Linked DNA regions of Mus musculus: region 2 is linked to region 1. The links are chromatin loops, found by intact Hi-C in ENCODE. Cell type or tissue: gastrocnemius. All regions are shown on one strand. Each heading gives the region's core, and the rest is flanking DNA. Links, peaks and the distances in the headings are about the cores only. Region 1 overlaps Gm34155 (a long non-coding RNA gene). Region 2 has its middle 25 kb from the start of Gm34371.

Evidence for each region. Hi-C counts contacts between places; a loop is a spot of excess contacts. Peaks named below come from ENCODE experiments on the same cell type or tissue, not always from the same donor. Only the 100,000 strongest peaks of a DNase experiment are listed, where the experiment ranks them.
Region 2: it touches region 1 in a loop (3-fold over the local background); 3 of 42 quality-filtered maps call a loop at or near these places.

What each region holds. Positions count from the first base shown.
Region 1 is chr17:3,567,137-3,576,657 of GRCm38, forward strand. It overlaps Gm34155 (a long non-coding RNA gene), which reads left to right. Exons shown (of 5, transcript XR_876342.2): 2 at 3,656-3,723; 3 at 5,337-5,461; 4 at 6,772-6,852. Among named protein-coding and RNA genes, the nearest start is that of Gm34155, 9.4 kb to the left of the region's middle. In gastrocnemius, for the core only: a CTCF peak has its summit at 3,926 (motif pointing right); a DNase peak (open chromatin) is centred at 3,934; H3K4me3 peaks cover 510 bases.
Region 2 is chr17:4,765,146-4,774,666 of GRCm38, forward strand. No RefSeq gene overlaps it. Among named protein-coding and RNA genes, the nearest start is that of Gm34371, 25 kb to the right of the region's middle. In gastrocnemius, for the core only: a CTCF peak has its summit at 5,095; no DNase peak of the experiment used is centred there; H3K27ac peaks cover 339 bases.

The DNA.
Region 1 (9,521 bases), core at 902-8,901:
CAAAATAAGCTCAGAGAATTACACCCTCATTTAGTGTTCTATGGGGCTCATGAAAGATGACTGTCTCTTCTGCAGATTTTTATTAAGCTTGTCTGTTGCATACAGCACTTTCTTCTCTGGCTTCATTATTTAGAGGCATTGACAATTTTAACACCAGAGAGTTAGCCTAGGATAGAATTACAAATGCTAAATCTTAAAACAAATAAGTCACTTGACATAACTGCTGCCCAGTTATAAAGCAATGTTCATTTCGGTTCATTTAATACCTTTCTTGTTCTTTTTGAAGGGAAGATCATGAAGAAGTGTTAGCGCTTCTTATCTGTCAGAATGGCTTAAGGTTACAAATACAACCTATCAAATCAAGTGGCAATGCAAAATAACGAAGCCTCAGACTATCATTATAAAACGTCAAATGTTTGTGAAATGCATATACGTGTTGTGGCTGAGGCCTTGTCGTTTTTAGATAATCGCTCAAATAATTCTGTGTGGGAATCATGAATCTGAGGTGGTGAGGGTGAGGAAGGAGAGTACTGGGTTAGGGCTATGAGCTCTGTGATAGCTCATTTATATCGCATTATACTTCATCATGACAGTCATATTATATTAATCATACCATATTGTACCCAATCTCTGTCACATCACAATTTATACTCTATTTGAATTTAAAAGGCTTTTGTGGTTCCATCCAACAATTAAATCACTGCTTAACCTAGAATTTCTATAGGCAAAATGCCTCCCAAGTTCCAACATATTCATAAATAACTCCTATAAATTGCCCACCTGAGCTTTCTTAAACTTTCTTGTCATTTTTACTTTCTCATGCTTTAATCTGAAGACACTCCTGTGTCTCTTCTATGTATACTTCAGACAGTAAAAGACACCCTGTACAACACAACCTTGTTTCAGGGTTTCATTGCTGTGAAGAGACACCATGACCACACAACTCTTATAAAGGAAAACATTTAATTGGGGCTGGCCTACAGTTCAGAGGTTCAGTCCATCATCGTTATGGAGAGAAGCATGGTAGTGTTCAGGCAGACTTGGTGTTGGAGGAGCTGAGAGTTCTACATCTTGATCCACAGGCAGCAGAAGGGGACTGTGTGTCACACTGGGTGTAGCTTGAGGCTAGGAGACCTCCAAGTTCAACCCCAAAGTGACTTCATTCAGGAAGACCACCTCCTAATAGTGCTTCTCCCTATGGGCCAACATTCAAACATAGGAGTCAGGGGGAGCCATTCCTATTCAAACCTCCACAAAAGTCACACAGCTCCTGCCCCAGACCCACACACCTACAGAGAAAAATCTCATAAATGGTCTGTGTTGTGATGCCCTCTAGTTTCTAAATGACTCTATTTTAATCACTTCTTTAATATAAAATGGCTGTTATTATTTATTATATTCAATTTTTTGCTGCTTAATAGTAGGTTGTGACCTCTGCTTTGTAAAACAGTGTCTTATTTTTATCATTAATCTGTAAGCCTAAAAATTAGGCCATGTCCCATTGTCCTGTGAGGCCTGGTGGTTTTTCTTCATTTACAATGGTCATCTTTGTAACTTGTATGACACCCTTTTTCTTTTTTTAAAGTTTGTGAAGATTCTATAGTTCAGCTCACTAGACAATGTTGAAGTTGGGTAACTGTTAAATTGTATATGCTCTTAATGTAATTTTACTATAAAATAGAGTGACTTATTGTCCGCTCTCTCATATGCTCTGCCTATGGGGGGCGTCTCATGATAATATTCTTTTCTGGCATGTTAATCTTCTTTTCCTGTTGTAGGAGAAAGCCCTAACACACCCCCTTCCCTGTCTAAGGAAGCCTGGATAGAAATGGCCTGGGAACTTATACAACTAAGGTTTCCTTTAAGAAAGATAATTCAAAATTACAAATACTAGGTTAAGTGTCAAAGCCAATATTTATTTGGAATAAGACAAGAAATCACATGAAATAATAAATATCCAATAGCAAAATCACAATATAACATCTCCAAATAACAGCCAAATTTTTTTATGATAAATTTCTTTCAGGTTTTGATATTGATATTATATTTATAATATATTTTATTATAATCATATAGCTGTGTGATATATAATATAATATATAATTTATATATATATATGAAGTTGGCTCCTGGATTCTAAGGGATGAATATTTGTGTTGCAATTTACTGATCTAGATGAAATTTCTATTGATTTTTATTATCTACCCTATTATTTTTATTTCTTGTTTTTTTGGGGTTTTTTTGTTTTTGTTTTTTCGAGACAGGGTTTCTCTGTATAGCCCTGGCTGTCCTGGAGCTCACTTTGTAGACCAGGCTGGCCTCGAACTCAGAAATCTGCCTGCCTCTGCCTCCCGAGTGCTGGGATTAAAGGCGTGCGTCACCACGCCCGGCTTATTTTTATTTCTTACCCCATTACTTTTTATTTAAAATTTCTCCCCGTTCTTTAAATTACAGAATAGAGCAGGAAGGGGGTGCTCTATATCCATTCAAATCAAATCTATTCTTTCGAAGTCATTTTGCTGAAGTTCTCTAAGACATCTTCCCAAATGTTGGTAAAAGTGAATGTTTGTAGTGAATTCCTCCCTCAGCCGGATTCCTAATGGCTTCAGTTCCAACAGTCTACAACCTGGAATGAGATGGTGGTCTTAGCTGATGCTGAGTAAAAAAACCTTTGCATGGTTTATAAAGACACATTCTTGTGGGTAACTTCTTAGGACCTTCCCCAGAGTCCTGAAATGCTGGTTAAAGGAAAACGCCTTGACATTCCTACTTCATAATGCTTTTGGCTCAACCTGCCATTTGCCAAGGAGAGTCAGCCTCTGAGGATGCTGAGGCAAAACAGCTCCTTTACAATACAGTCATGTGTATTCTTAAAGTCACACGGGGAGTGTGTGGACGTGGTGGTGCTCATTTATTACTTCCTTGAGGTTTTGGGCTTCAGTGAGTGGCAGTGCAGGTGCTGGACACCGGAACAAAGGCTGCTTCTATGTGGTTAAAGGGTTAGAGTATGTAGAGCAGCTAGAAAAGGCACTGAAACAAAGCAACAAAGCAATTCACCCCAGAATATCCAAACAGAAGCTGGGGAGGCTCCTCATACCTCTGTCCAGTAAAACAGTGTTGGAGGTTGGTGGTGGGGGTGGGGAGAGTAGAGGGGGTGGGGAGGGTGATAGGTGGGGGTGGGGAGGTGGGAGGTGTTGTTTGCCTAGAACCACAGTTGCAAATGAACTTGGGGGATCCTGGGACCGTGGTGTCAGCAAAGCTGCACCACTTCTACTATATTGTTTGAATCCGGCTTGTTTAGGAACTCAGAATCACTTAGCGCGATGAAGGCACTTCAGTATTATTGATCTTGCTTTTTTCTTGAGATGGCTTTGAAGACGATGGAGAGGGGAACCGAAGACAATGTGGGGACAAAAACTATTATCAAATAAAAGCATCTAAAATACCTAGATTATGTTCATTTACTGTGGTCCCCCACCTCTTAAAACCTGGAATACTGTTGGAGGTGGGGTGGGAATAAAACCTTTAAAATGGAATTAGCCTAATAGGAAAATTAACAATAAACTATAAGCGAAGCATGAAAGAAGGTTAGTTGTAATTCTGTTTAATCATCTTCATGGACATCAAGAAGTCATTTTCCTTTTCTGTACCTCAGTTTCCATCTCCCGAGGGCACGTGAATCCTGAAGGTCACCTCCAGCTTGGAGCAGCTGTTGTCAAAAACGTAGGTGTCATGAATATTGGTCTTAGTGTGGCATCTTGGGCCCGATTACAAAGGCAAGTGTAGTTTACTTTCTGTAGTTTACTTTTCTGCAAAGTGCCGGGACAGGGCGGTACCTTCTTTAAGGACATTTCTGTTCTTTAGAGAAATGATATGAAAAGCCGAAGGGAAAAATCTGGAAGGATGCAGAGAGGGAAGCCCATTTTAGCCACTGGGTGGCGATATTGTCCCACGTCGTGGAAGGTTTTTTTGTCCCATTCGCCATTCGCCAACCGTTCCAAACTTTGAATTAACTAAGCATAGTCAAGGAAGATTTTCAAAAGGGAGCTGAAATAAAAGCAGGTCGGCAGAAAACCACAATTACAGGGGAATGACAGTAAAGGGCAAGGCCAACTAACAGAAATAAAATCCCTGTCGTCAAGGCAGTGAAACGTAGAGGGTTATATATGACAGCTGTGTTTGGGTATTATTTAACAGAATATATGGAGAGGAGTACATCGTAAATCTATGTAGGTTTTAAAAAAATAATATGATTTAAAGATTAGTTCTAACAATCAAAGATTTAGCCCGGAGGATTACAAAATATAGGCTATATTTCTAAAATCCAAACACAAATAGACTGTTTTCTTCTTTTGTTTTTAGCATATATTAATTGAAAAATAAGTTTTGCTGTGACATGCCCACACGTGCATTTAATGTGCTTTTATTATGTGCATCCTCTTGAGTTTTATCCTCCCTCCCCACCCTCTCTTTCCCTTTTACACCCTTTTACTTCCATCTCAGGATTAGGTTATATCATTTAACATTGCAACGTTCAGTTCCATCCATTTTCTTGCAAACAACATAGATCCGTTGTTCTATATGAATGGAGAAAAGAATTTCTTAAATAAAGATTATGTTTATTTATTTGTGAGTGCGAAAACACATCACTGTGAAGATGTAGAGGTCAGAGAAAGTGGTCTCCTCACTACAACTTTTGGGTCCAAGGGTCTCACTGGATTCAGGTTATCAGGCTCCATGGCAAACAATTCCACCCACTAAGTCTTCCCTCTGGTAACCAACTCCATTTCTTTATCCTCTGTCTGTCAAAGGATACCTGTGTGGATTCTGTAATTTTCCAGTTATGAATAGTGCTGTGGCAAATATGCATCTGTCGATATTGCTATAATAAGTTGATTCTTTGGGGCGGGGGTAGACACACAGAAGTGGTAAGGCTGGGTCCTATGGGCGATGTAGTTTTAGTTGTTAAGGGAACCCCTTCATGTTGATTTCATATTGGCTGTGGTAATTTACGTTCTCACCAGCTGTGCATAAGACTTCCTTTTTCCAACGCCATGCTAGCATCTGTTGTTAACTTTGTGATGGCTGCCAATCTGATTGGGATGAGGTGGAAACCAGATAGTGGTGATTGGCTGCTCCCTGCTGGCTAACAGCGTTGGACAATTTAACACCTTTGTTGACCACTTACTTATATATTTTTGAGACCTGTAGGTTAGGTCCATTTGCTCATTTGTTGAACAGATTACATTTTTTTGTGTGTGTTTAATTTTTTGAGTTCTTCGTGTGTTCTAGAATATTCGTGAACATCTGGCAAAGATTTTCTTCTCTGTCTATAGTTTTCTCACCGTTGATTGCTGCCCTGGCCATACAGACGTCCATTATTTGATGCAACCTGATTGGTCATCTCCTTTTGTTACCTTCTGAGCGTCTATAATCCCATCAAGAAGGCCACTACTTACATGTGAGTCTGGAAATGTTTCATGTGTGTAGCAATCCTAAGGCTTCAGGTCTTATGCTAATGTCATTAACATATTTTTGGGTTGATTTTTCTGTTGGGTCAGAGGCAGAGCATGTGTGGGTATCCAGTTTCCTCAGCTCTTTTTGTTAGGAGACCTTTCCTCCTATGTGCTGGCACCTTGGTAAGAACCGGATGGCTTAGCTGCTTGACCTTTCTCCAGATCGCAGTTTGTTTGTTTGTTTACTTAGTTATTTACTTATTTAGTCTAAACTAGAAGGGACCATTTAAGAGGATTGTACTTTTCCATTTTCTTTTGTACTTTTTTGATTGTACTTTTCTTTTTTTCTTTTTTGCTATTCAATCAAATAAAGCAATCTATAGTTTTTGAGCCCTTTTCTTTTCTTTGAAGTGGTTTTCACCTGGGCATCAATCTTTTGTTTGGAATTTTGGGGTGAGAGGTGGGATTAAAGTTCTCCCTGGCACTGAGATGGGGCCATTTTATGTATCTATTGATGGATCTATCTATCTATCTATCTATCTATCTATCTATCTATCTATCTATCTATCTATGTATCATTTGTATATCTGTTATCTATGTGTCTATCTATCTATCTATCTATCTATCTACCTATCTATGTATCATTTGTATATCTGTTATCTGTCTGTCTATCTATCTATCTATCTATCTATCTATCTATCTATGTATCATTTGTATATCTGTTATCTATGTGTCTGTCTGTCTATCTATCTATCTATCTATCTATCTATCTATCTATCTATGTATGTATCATTTGTATATCTGTTATCTATGTGTCTGTCTGTCTATCTATCTATCTATCTATCTATCTATCTATCTATCTATGTATCATTTGTATATCTGTTATCTATGTGTCTGTCTGTCTATCTATCTATCTATCTATCTATCTATCTATCTATCTATCTATGTATGTATGTATCATTTGTATATCTGTTATCTATGTGTCTGTCTGTCTATCTATCTATCTATCTATCTATCTATCTATCTATGTATCATTTGTATATCTGTTATCTATGTGTCTGTCTGTCTATCTATCTATCTATCTATCTATCTATCTATCTATGTATGTATGTATCATTTGTATATCTGTTATCTATGTGTCTGTCTGTCTATCTATCTATCTATCTATCTATCTATCTATCTATCTACCTATCATTTGTATGCCTGTTATCTATCATCTATCTACCTACCTATCTATCTGTGAAGACAACTCAGGAGGAGACTCTGGGGAGAGTAAAAGCTTTGCAACTTCAGCCCTGTCCTCCTCTATCTTCAGCAGAGACGATGTGAGAAGACAAACACAATCTTCCCCATGGAAGAACCGCTGAGCACAAAGGAGGAAACCCAGAGGCTTGAGGTAGAGAATGGTGACACAGTTCCCACTCCCGAGTTCACACACCATTTCTTGTACAATATACAGAAATCTGACTGCAGGAGCCTATGTGGGCTACAGCCTGCTTCTTTCTACCATTGACTCTGTTCAGCTCCCCATCTGTTTTTTTCTTTGTTATTCCTTTATTGTCATTGTCACCATCATCATCACCATCATTGTCATCATCAAAGACAGGATCTCACTATGAAGCCATGGCTGGCCTGCAATTCACTGTGTAGACCACACTAGCCTCAAACTCACAGAAAGTCACCTGCCTTTGACCCCATCACTCTTTGTCTCTTTCCTGGTATGCATATACAAGGTCTTTCTGAGGGCCATGGCTTGGGTCTCAATGTCCTGGTGGCCTTAGCTGTCTCATTTCTCTCCCTCTGACACAGTAACTATGAGCTTATATAGTTCTGTGCCCATTTAAAAAAAAAAAGTGATACCGTTAAGTAACCTTTAACAATGAAGCCCATTCATTATGCATTTACCTGACGACACAAAAGCAGCATTTGCTCCATTTCAGGGGACTGCCACAGATCAAAGGCACTGAGATCTGAGTGTGTTGGGAACAGTCAGCAGAGACTGTATGGAAATAATGCTTAGCATTTATGTCACACTTTCAATGGCTTCTGCAATCATTAATTAATTATCCTACACAATAGCTCTATGAAGAAGGTCAGTGCCACTAGCTCTATTTTACGGAAGAAGACTCAGACAGCAGTTAAGACATTTCCCCCCAACGTTTAAAGACCTCATATCAAAGCAGCTCTGGGGTGGAGGCTGTAGGTACAATACAAGGAAGCTGAGGAGTACAGAGCCGTGAGGTGCCTCTTGGGAGGCTCCACTTTCTTTGATCTATTTAGAAACATTCTGAATATGAGGATGTTCTAGATTCATGTACTGCCTCTACTTGCAGTCCGCTTGTTCTTGCTGATCCTACTCAGTCTGCCATTTTTATGAGATCTCATGTCCTATTCATTCATTCATTCATTCATTCATTTATTCACTCACACATTCACTTATTCCTTCACTCACTGATGCAGCTGAACTCACTATGCAGACTACAATAGCCTCCAGCTCTCAGATCCACTTGCCTTTGACCCCATCACTCTTTTGTCTTTGGTAGGCATACACAGGGTCTTTAGGAGGCCCATGGCTCGGGTCCTCTGAATACGTATATCAGTTAAATGAGGCAAGCCAACAGAATGGTAAACAACTGATTCTATAGACAACCTTTGCCTTCAAAGAGCTTTAATTTCTTTGTAGGAATGTACAGGTATACCCACCCACACACCACCACCACCACCACCACCACCACCACCACCACCACCACCACCATCTTAAAGGGCATGGAAAGAGAAAGACATGGCTTCTCCCAGGTAGAGTCTAGGAAGTGGACACCAAAGAGGTAAGGTTTAGTTAATCCTCTCTGAGATGCCCTGCTTGTGGCTGAGACTATGGGGCTCCTCAGAGTTCCTGGGGAGATATAAGACAAAAGATGACCTGAATATTAGCTGCTTCTGTTTTTGCCTTAGGCCAGGGGTCTTGTGGGCTAATTTACTATGCCTTACCTTGAAGAGTTCTAACAGCCTATGTGGATATCCTCTTCCTCTTCCCCTTCCTCTTCTTTTTGTGGGATGATGAGCTATTTGAAAATAGGGATAAATTCCTGAAGCCTATAGTATGTTGTAGGAAATATCAGCATGGATAACTACCATGTACCAAGTGCCTGCCCTGCTCAGTGCTTTAAATAGCAGATACTACAAAGACTTTGCAGTCCCGTACTGTTATTACCACCGTTTTACAGTTGAACAAAGGGAAACTGAGAAAGTTTTAGTAAATTTGTTCAGAGCTCTGCAATTCTTTCCACTATTTACCAGGAGTTTAGTGACCTGTGTTCTGTGCTAAGCTGAACAGAGCAGCTGTGGGCACTCCCTGTACAAGGCTTTCAGAACACTGTGGGGACAGGCATCCACCAGTGGGCATCAATTCGTATTATACAGCTGTCCGTCAGTCCTCTGTCCGTCAGTCCTCAGTCACTGCTTGTGATGAAGTCTCTGGAGAAACATGCAGGATGTAATGAAGGAGAAGCACAGTGACATGATGTGGCACAGGTCCATCCATGGGGAGACACAGGGGCAAACGCACAATCACGGAAGGGAGTGGGGGCTTTCATGAGTGCAATAGGAGGAGGTGGCCTTTGAGGAAAGCCAGTGCTATTAGCATCTTACAGATGAAGAATCAGACCCCCAACATTAAGGCCTCTTGTCAAAGCAGATCCAGGTGTGGGGTTGCAGCTAAAGCATAAAGTAGCCCAGTGTTGTAGTAAATATTTAATCTCAATTGGGGGTTTTACCCTGCCTTTGATCAATCAGTCCCCAGATAAAAGACACAAACCTTGATGCTTATAATAAGCCTTTAAAGTACAAGAGCTAGGCAGATACCAACCCTTTTTGCTGTTATTCTATTATGTCTACTTCCCTGCCAATAACCCTGAGTTATAACTTGCCATGCTTCATCTGGGCTGCTCTTACACCAATTGAATACCCCGTTTGTTAATTGCAACCCTTTCCTAGTGCCACCATGGAACCTTCCGGAAGAAATGTGTTTGACTTCTGTTGTCTTACCAGTCAGTAACATCAACAACA
Region 2 (9,521 bases), core at 1,043-9,042, 1.2 Mb after region 1:
AAGTTTAAAGACAAAGACACCTTTGAATTTTCTAAACACATTCTAAAAGAAAGGATTTTTTTTTTTTTGGCTTAAAAAAAAAATAAAAACAGACAAATTCTTTTGGTGTTCAAAACAGAATTTCACTAAAAATTTTCCCCTGAGTGCTATTTGACAATAGAGACCAGGCACTGTATATAATATTTTTTCATCTGAAAAGATTTTTTTTAATTCAAAAAAAAAATGGATAAAGAAAAGTCCCCTTCGAGCCTAGTACTAAGACATTCTCAAATAAGCTGTTCACGCCATGTCATCACACATTGACTCGGATGATGGTTTTAGGTGAAATCACTCAGACTTCCATGAGGTAGAACAGCCACTAAATCTTCAGCCCATTTCAGAGATATATTGGCCCATTCTCCTATTTTTAGTGGCCTGCGTCTCTTCCGGAGGAAGGGTGTGTTTAATCTCTCTGCCAGCACTGCATATGTGTTATTTTCTAGTACCTGAGTATAATTATCAGTGTTATTTTAATAATCAATTTCAGTATAATGGCAGGATTTGCTTCAGTTGCATTTAAATTATAATAACGCTCAATAAAGAGGAAATGGAAAAGAAAGGGAAATATCACTGTGAGGATTAACACAAGGCTCCCACAAAAGGGACCTCTTTAATTTTCATGAGGCGATGAAGTGATGGCCTTTTGAATAGACAATTAGGCTCATAAACCTGACGCACCAAGGGCTTAATTCACAAATACACATCATCACGAATACATTTGCAGGGCAACTGTGTGCTTAACAGGATTAGAATCCGGCAAACCATTCATTATTAATGGGACTGCACATTGCCTTAGTCTTCATCCCTAGATAGAGCAGTATTTAAATCACATGATTTAGCACAATTTGGGGAGTTTAGTTCTGTACATAAATGGCTCTGTGTTTCTTGGAGTAGAATGTGGGGTTTTGACTACTGGCCACCGTCAGCTCCACTCAAAAGATAAGAACCTTGGAAATTCTGAACCTTGCCCCATCCATCCGGGGACAAATTCAGAAGGAGATAGCTCAGCTGGCTAGGATGCTGCTTCCACTTCGACAAGAGGCTGTAAGTTCCAACATGTTCAAGGCTCACCATTTGCATGTTAGCATTGGACACGTGTCATGTGATTTGTGAGACAGGTAATCTCAGACAGTTTTTCATTTTTACCATTAATCTCTCTGCCCCCAAGTTTGGCTAGGACCATGGAATATACACACACAGAGACAGACACAGACAGACACACACACATACACACAACTCACCTCATGAATTCTTTATTTCAAGTAATTTCCATCTTACGTTCTCTCCAAAGCAACTGTTGGGTGCTCTGAACCTATGAACGTGAAAGAGGGGAACAAGTGGACAGTCAAAATTAAAAAAAAAAATGGGGTACATAATAAAATTACTAGTGGGTACTTTCCAAAATCAAAATATCCCACCCACAGCAGGAGATGGTTTCTGAACAAGCTCCAAGTGTTCCTGATGATTTCAGATAAAGATCTCAAAGTCCCCAGAAATCTCACAAAACCTGGACACTTGTCTCATTCTCCTGCCCCAGGCTAATTCCTGGCTTCATTCCATAGTCTAGTTAGCCACTGTGCCTCATAAATGTGACTGGTAAACCAGTCAGGCTTCCTATAACAGACAGACAGACCACACTGAAGGCAAAGTTTAAAGAAAGAAAAAAAAAAATTCTAGCTCTGCTATGTCACTTGGGTGACCCCACATTTCCATGTCCCAGTGCTTAGCATGAGGCTCAGACTAAGGCTTGGTCCAGAATAGCAGCCAAACACAGGGCTGATAGCTAGCTCCTGAGCCTTTCTCCTTGGTGTCAGACACAACCATAGCAAAAGTCCTGCAACTGTAAAGGTGATTACAGGGCTGGGGCGGTGGTCAAATGAGTAAACCCCTTGGCTTGAAAATATGAAGACCAGAGTTCAGTCCTCAGAAGGTACTTTGAAGATCACCCTCTATGGTGGTACACACTTGCAATCCCAGAGCTGGGGAGGTGGAGTGGGATAGATCCCTAAGGGCTACTTGGTGAGTTCCAGTGAGGTACCCTGTCTGGAGAAAAATGGCAACTTGAGAGCACTTGAGAAACAGAACAGCAGAGGTTGTCTTCTGACCTCTGCAAGATGGATGGATGGATGGATGGATGGATGGATGGATGGATGGCACAGGAGGAAGAGGAAGGGAAGAGAAGAGATTGATCCTGCCAAGAAGCTGCCATCATGGATACTTGCCCTGGCTTGTCCATGTCCAGTCCCCTGTGCATTTTGATTCTCAGCTTTAGGCTATGATTGTCCTTCATTATCTTCTAAAATCAGGCAGTGCTAGTGGGTGCCACCCATAAATGAAGTCGTCTACCCTACGGATAACCTAGAAAGTGTTGGTTCTTCTCATTAGAAAAGCAGCATTTGCTTTACAACAGGACTACAGTTTTTAAAATACGAAGAACCTGAGTTTCCCTTCCTCATCAATTATGACTAGATACTGACACATATTCATCCTCTGAAGTCCAGAATGTTTAAGTCTCAGCATCTTAGTTAAAGGTTCTGCTGCTGTGCTGAACCAAAAGCCATGACCAAAGGCAAGTTGGAGAGGAAAGGGCTTATTTGTCTTACTTTCCCACATCACATCATCATTGAAGGAAGTCAGGACAGGAACTCAAGCAGGGCTGGAATCTGCAGGCAAAAGCTGATGAAGATCCCATGGAGGGATACTGCCCACTGGCTTGCTCCTCATGGCTTGCTCAGCCTGCTTGCTTATAGAACCTGGTACTACTACCCCAGTGTTAGCACCGCCCACAATGGGTTGGGCCCTCCCATGTCAATCATGAAGAAAATGCCCTACAGGCTTTCCTATAGCCTAATCTTACAGAGGCATTTTTTTTTTTTAAATTAAGGTTCCCTTCCCTCAGATGACTCTAGCTTGGGTCAAGTTTACATAAAACTATCTAGCGTACTCTGTGTGTGTCAGACTAGAAACTGTGGTTTTCAGAAAGCAGGTTTTGAGTCATACTCCCTTTCTGTTTCCTGTGCAAGTTTCATGGCCACTGTGGGACCAGGAGTCTGAGGTTAGCCGCTCCTCTTGCTTCCCTAGGGGATGGCTTTGCTTCCCTTCCATATCTACACTGGCCCTTCTTTGTGAACTCAGAGCTGGCCTTGAGCCGAAGGTCAACACAGCTGTCCAAGTGTGGATTGAGTTGAACCAAGTCTATTAGAGCCGTATCCCACAGAACCTCAGAGGGATATTACTTGGAAACAATGTCATTACAGATAAAATTGGTTAATATAGAGTCACACCATGGGGAGAGAGGTGCCCTTCACCACAGTGAAGACTCAGAGCCAGAGAATACTGAAAGAAGACTGGGTCTCAGGGCTTTAATCCCTGCACTCAGGAGGCAGACTCAGACAGATCTTTTTGTATGAGTTCAAGGCTAGCCTGATCTACAGAGCAGGTTCCAGGACAGTCAAGGCCTCACCATGAAATCCTAAAGAAGATGGAGGTGGATATTGGAGCGATGCTGCCACATCTGGCCCTTAGATCTGTGGTTTCTAGGATGATCTGTGCCACCTCGTTGGTAGGGCTATATCATAACAGGCCTGGGAAAGACGATGCCTAGCCCTGGTCCCTGGTGTCCTGTCAGCCACTGGAACCTGCTGGGATCACTGTGTGGATGCAGCCTAGGCAATGCCTTCTCTAGTTGTTTTTTCTCCTGTCCAGACCCTCTCAATCTCACCCCTCCATTCATAGCCTCTTCCCTGCCCCCCCCCCATCACCACATAGGGCCAATATGTCCTTCACCATTCTGGCCTAACCCTACCAGAATGACCTCTTTCCCCTTGGAACTATGCCACTGCCCAGCTTTTTGCCCCTTTGGGGCTTCCATTACATGGCTGAGGAAATCTAAATCTGTGTGAGGCCTATGGAGCCCCGCAAGGCACAGGCTGCACTGCTCCTTCTGGCTTCTCGGGCCACTCTAACCAGCAGTACTGATTTAACAGGGCCTTTCTCTTCTCAGAGCTCTCCAGCTCCCATTACAGTTAGGCCCCATCCCAAGAGCTCCTTCCTCAGAGACTCGCTCGCCGTTTTCTGTTCTCCCTTTACACTCCCTGTTTGTGCCTCATGACATTTGCCACAACTCTGAGTCACATATTTATTAGTGTGGGGTTATTTGCTGTTGCTCTTTTATGCCTCTCTCTCACTCACTATAGGCCCCATCTGAGCAGGAACAATATCTATTTGTCCTCCTGGTGCAGGCAGAGAGCAGAACAATGTTCCGGCTCCTAGGAGGTGCTCTGTAAATATTAGTGGAATGATCCAACCTCAATGCCTCTCTTTGTGGCATGATGAAGTAGGGATGTGTTTGGCTCTAAAATAAACACAATTAGCCTGGGCTGGGCTCTTGGTCACTTCATACCAGGAGGGACGAGCAAGCTTGGCACTGTGAGGGAAAGCCACGTCATTGACTGCCACCTACGGGATCTGTGCTATTCATCTGAATATATCTTCTGATTTTTCTATAGCTTACAGGCAGATGCTGGCCATGAATTCCAGGTTTAGGATATTACCTAATGGTTCCTGAAGCTTTGAAATGCCTTTGCTGCTTGAGAAAGGCTTCACTAAACTCAACATCAAAGTGAGAGAGGTCACAAAGACATCAGTATACTCCATTCACCAGCTGGGGTCCGAGTGCACGTCCCCATGACTGACCACTAGGTCCGTCCCCTTGGAGGCAGAAGCCTCACAACACCACAGAAAACAGTGCTGAATTCAAAACCTGGTTAAGGGATGAAGCCATGTTCCTCTAGCGGGGACTTGATCTTATCATTCACTGGGAATTACCACCAGGATTCTCTCCTTACTCAGTCACATGACCATTTTTGACCATGGCAACAGAAGCAAGTGGCAACCCTACCCAGTTCTTGGAACCAGAGAACATCAGCCTGGTGCCATGAAGGCAATTTCAATCATCCTTTGGAAGTTAGACAGATTATTTGCTATTTTCACCAACTCTCTTCCCATCTAGTACACGTGAGTATTACACAGAAGCCAAGCAGGACTGAAGTCTGCCCCTGGTGGCAACAAATGCAACTTGTCTCTCCTGGCTTTTCTAGGCAGGAGAACCAGAGGAAAACCAACTAGAAGCAGGAATGGGCTCATTTGCCATAAACACTGTTTGTCTCGTACCTTGGAATGACCACCAGGATTTAAGATACACACAGCACCCACTCAGTCCACTTGGCATTGTGGGCCGCTGCTATGTCATCTATGTCAGCTACTGTGGGGAACTGCAGGCTGGTCTCCAGTTGAGCTGAGGTCTGAACCCCGAAAATGGTGATAATTCACCTTCATGACACAGTAGGCGTTCCCTCATGCTCCTGGAACTCCGGCTCCTGCCTAAGTTACCACCCCCCACAGTCCCCACAAGAGAAGCATGGCTAGAAGTCAAGTAGACAATGGCCCAAACTTCTGACCTTCAGGCTAAACCCCTCCCCAGTTACCTAGCAACAGTAAAGACCATAAAAGGAGCTGTTCAGCCCCTGCTTGCTCTCTTACCTCTTACTTGTCTCTCTTACTTCTTAACCCTCACTCTCTCCCTCTCTCTCCTCTCTCTTTGTCTTCTCCTCTCCTCTCCTCTCCTCTCCTCTCCTCTCCTTTCTCCCTCTTACTCTCTTTCTCTCTAGCCTCCCCCCTTCTACCTTTTCTCTTTCTCCCTGCCTTTCTATAATAAAGCTCTAAAACCATAGAATGTCTCTGCTCATCAAGGCCCACTGCACTTGGAGGATGAGACAGGCTTTCTCCTAATGAGCCGTTTCTAATCTCCCAAGGCCTTCCTGTGCTCCAGTCAAGATCCGCTGCACTCATTCTCGCCAGTGTTGGGAACCTCTTCCCTCATCCCTCTCTCCCATAACCCTGGTGGCTTTAGCAAAGTAGCTCAGGGAATCCCAGGTACGGCTGCCCCTTGCTACCCCCTGAAGTGTGGGTCAGAGGCTTAGATGCTCACCCAGGGATGAGTGGAAGATAGATAGCAGCCCTCCCATGCCTGACTGACCAGAGAATAGGTAAAACTCTGGCGGGGTATGGGTCTGCTTCTCCCCTTCCCCAGGGCCCCCCCCAGGCCCCCTTTTTTGGTCCCAACAAGCTACCACATTATACTTGCCTGTCAATAACAGACATTAATCCCCTTGAGAGGACCTCCCTGGCAACAAAGCCCTGACTTCATCAGCTGCCTCCACAGTCCCTTTCAACCCAGTCCCTCCATCCTTTTTGGTGCCTCAGATACTTCATGTACCTTATGGACAGCCACAATGTCCTAGGTCCCCATCTCTCACCAAGTCAGAGATTTTTAAATCTGACCATGTGGTCCCAGGTGCACTGTGACTGTGGCCAGCCAGGGGCTCACGGGGCTGCATAGCAGAAGCTATTGAAGGAAAAGCACCTGCCCAGTGCTGCCCAAACCATGAGCTCTGATCAAGTGACATGCCTTTCAACAATGTCCTATTGTCTGTAGAGTTGGGGTTCCTAGATTAGGGGTATTGAAGTACTTCTTACATACCAGAAAAAGCTATGCACAGGAACCCAGACAGATGCTTGTGACTCGAAGCAACCATGTAGTAGAAACAGCCCAGACTCCCTCATTAATAGCTGAATGGATACACAAACTGTGGTAAGTTCATACAAACAGACTGCTGTTAAGCCTTAAGAAGTAATGAAGAATTAACTCATGCTACAACCTGACCTAACGGTGACTCCAAGTAGAAAAAAAGAAAGAGAGAGAGACATAGACAGAGACAGACAGACAGACAGACAGACAGAGACAGAGAGATGATTTTTGCATGAGGTAGTGAGAACATCAAATTTTTAGACTAAAAAAGAACAATAGAAATGGTGATTTCCCAGGACAGTCAAGCTCTGGGAAACAGGGAGTCTCTATTTAATGTGTAAAATGTCAATCTGGAACTTTGCTAAAGCTCCAGTGATGGATGGTGGTGAGGCTTGCTCAGGAGACAAAGCAATCCTAATGCCACTAACTGTGCATCTGAAACAGAGGTAGGCTTCAGTCTAGGCCCTGATGACTTGTAAAACGCAGATGAAAGAAGAAATGTGGGTGGTAGTTTTCAACTTTATTACAAAATGCAAGAAGCCATTTAGTGTCTGCTAGTAATCGTGATTATTTAAGAATACAATGAAGGGCCTGTGGGAGGGCTCCACGGGCAAAAGGAGCTTGCCACCAAGCCTGAGGACTTGAGTTCATTCGCCAGGACTCACGATAGAAAATCAGTTTCCATGAATTGTTTTCTGCCCTCCACATGTGTGTACAGCACATGCACATTCATATACACATATACTCATGCAAAATAAGTAAGCCTGAGCATTTTAGGTAAAGAAAAAATTAAAAGAATGCAATAGAAATATTGTTTCATTTGATTTAGATATGTGAGTTTTCAAAAGGCCAATAAATGTTCAGAATATAAATACTTACTAGGCAGTTTAAACTCAATGACTTAATCCACTAATTTTCTTAACATTCTTTGACCCTAAGGACACCTTTTAAGTGCCTCTGGCCTGAGAGTGTTGTCGACCAACACATAAGAGACTGGGGTCCCCAAAAACTCAAGCTGGAACCTTGTCCACTCCCAAATTCACAGAAGGACATCAGCAAACCCAAACTGTAGGATGTGACACGGGACGAGGACAGCCTGGTCCTCAGGTGGATGACAGAGAAAGGGAGGAAGAAAGGAGGGAGGGAGGGAGGGAGGGAGGGAGGGAGGGAGGGAGGAAGGAAGGAAGGAAGGAAGGAAGGAAGGAAGGAAGGAAGGAAGGAAGTGTGGGTGAGTTAAAAACTATATTAGCTCTTCAGTCCAGAGACCTGGTCAGACCCTGCATTAACCCAACCTGTACCAAGGCAAAGGAACATGGGGAGAACAGAGGAACTGACTAGATTCTCCTTTAGTTAGGAGGTTTCTGTGATATGGTGGTAACATTGCAGTCTTCTCCCTGAAACACACATTCAAATGTGTAGAGGGAAAAAATAGTACCAGGGCCTTGCTTCAAAATACAGATGGCTACACTGAGGGTAACCCAGCTGTCTGTCGTGAAGCAGACCTGGAAAAGCTGCTGTCTTCTTCACTCTAAATAGTTGATAATTTGCAATGAGATGCTCAATAGTTGACTGTAAGGCAGGCTTACATTGGATGGTTTCCAGAGTTTAGGCTAATGCAAGTGTCCTGATTACATTTTGTGCAGTATAGGCTTCCCTATGATGTTCACTGAGTTCACTGTATTACAAGTATTTGGAAGCATATTTTTGTGAAAAAAAATTAAATTCTAAATTTTCCTTTCCTATCCCCGGCTACTGGAATGATGACTTTAAGACTAATTAGTTATTATTGAATACCTAGCCCATAAGCTTTGGCTCGTCCTCTGACTAGCTCATAACGTATTTAACCAACTCAAACTATTCAATGTCTACCACTTGGTTAGTTACCTCTCCTTAGTCCTGCTTGCTTCTTCCTTCGTGTCTCGCCAGCATCTCTCTTTTATTCTCTCACTCATTCCCAGAATCCTCTCTTCCTCCCAGTGTCCCGCCTCCTATTTCCTGCCTCAGCTCATTGGTCTTTGGCTTTTTTATTGACAGGTGTTGCTTATAAGAGAGTCCCTCAGCCGGGCGTGGTGGTGCACACCTTTAATCCCAGCACTTAGGAGGCAGAGGCAGGTGGATTTCTGAGTTTGAGGCCAGCCTGGTCTACAGAGTGAGTTCCAGGACAGCCAGGGCTACACAGAGAAACCCTGTCTCGACAAGAGAGAGAGAGAGAGAGAGAGAGAGAGAGAGAGAGAGAGAGAGAGAGAGAGAGAGAGAGAGAGAGAGAGAGAGAGAGAGAGAGAGAGAGATTGATTCCCGCTACACACTTTCAGCTCACACTGGTATCTTAGTTAGGGTTTCTATTGCAGCAATCGATACCTTAACCGAAAGAAACTTGGGAGGGAGGACTTGTTTCAGCTGATGGCGCTTAGGCCACACGACTTCACGTACAGAAGTTAGAGCAGGGACTCAAGGCAGGAACTGAGGCAGAAGAAGCCATGGAGGACCACTGCTTACTAGCTTGTTCTCCATGGTTTTGTTAGCTTGCTTTCCTGTACAATTCAGGACCACCTGCCCAGGGGTGGCATCACTCCCATCCTCCACTCCCAGGCTGGTCCAGGCAACATCAATCATTAATGGAGATACTATCCCACTGGCTTACCTGTATGTCAGTCTTTTGGAGGCATTTTCTCAATTAAGATTTCATCTACCCAAACGGGCGTGGTGGCACACATCTTTAATCCTAGCACTTGGGAGGCAGAGACAGGCCAGCCTGGTCTACAGAGTGAGTTCCAGGACAGCCAGGGCTACACAGAGAAACCCTGTCTCAAAAAACAAACAAACAAACAAACAACAAAAAAACAAAAACAAAAAATAAAAACAAAATAAAAAAATATTTCCTCTACCCAGCTAT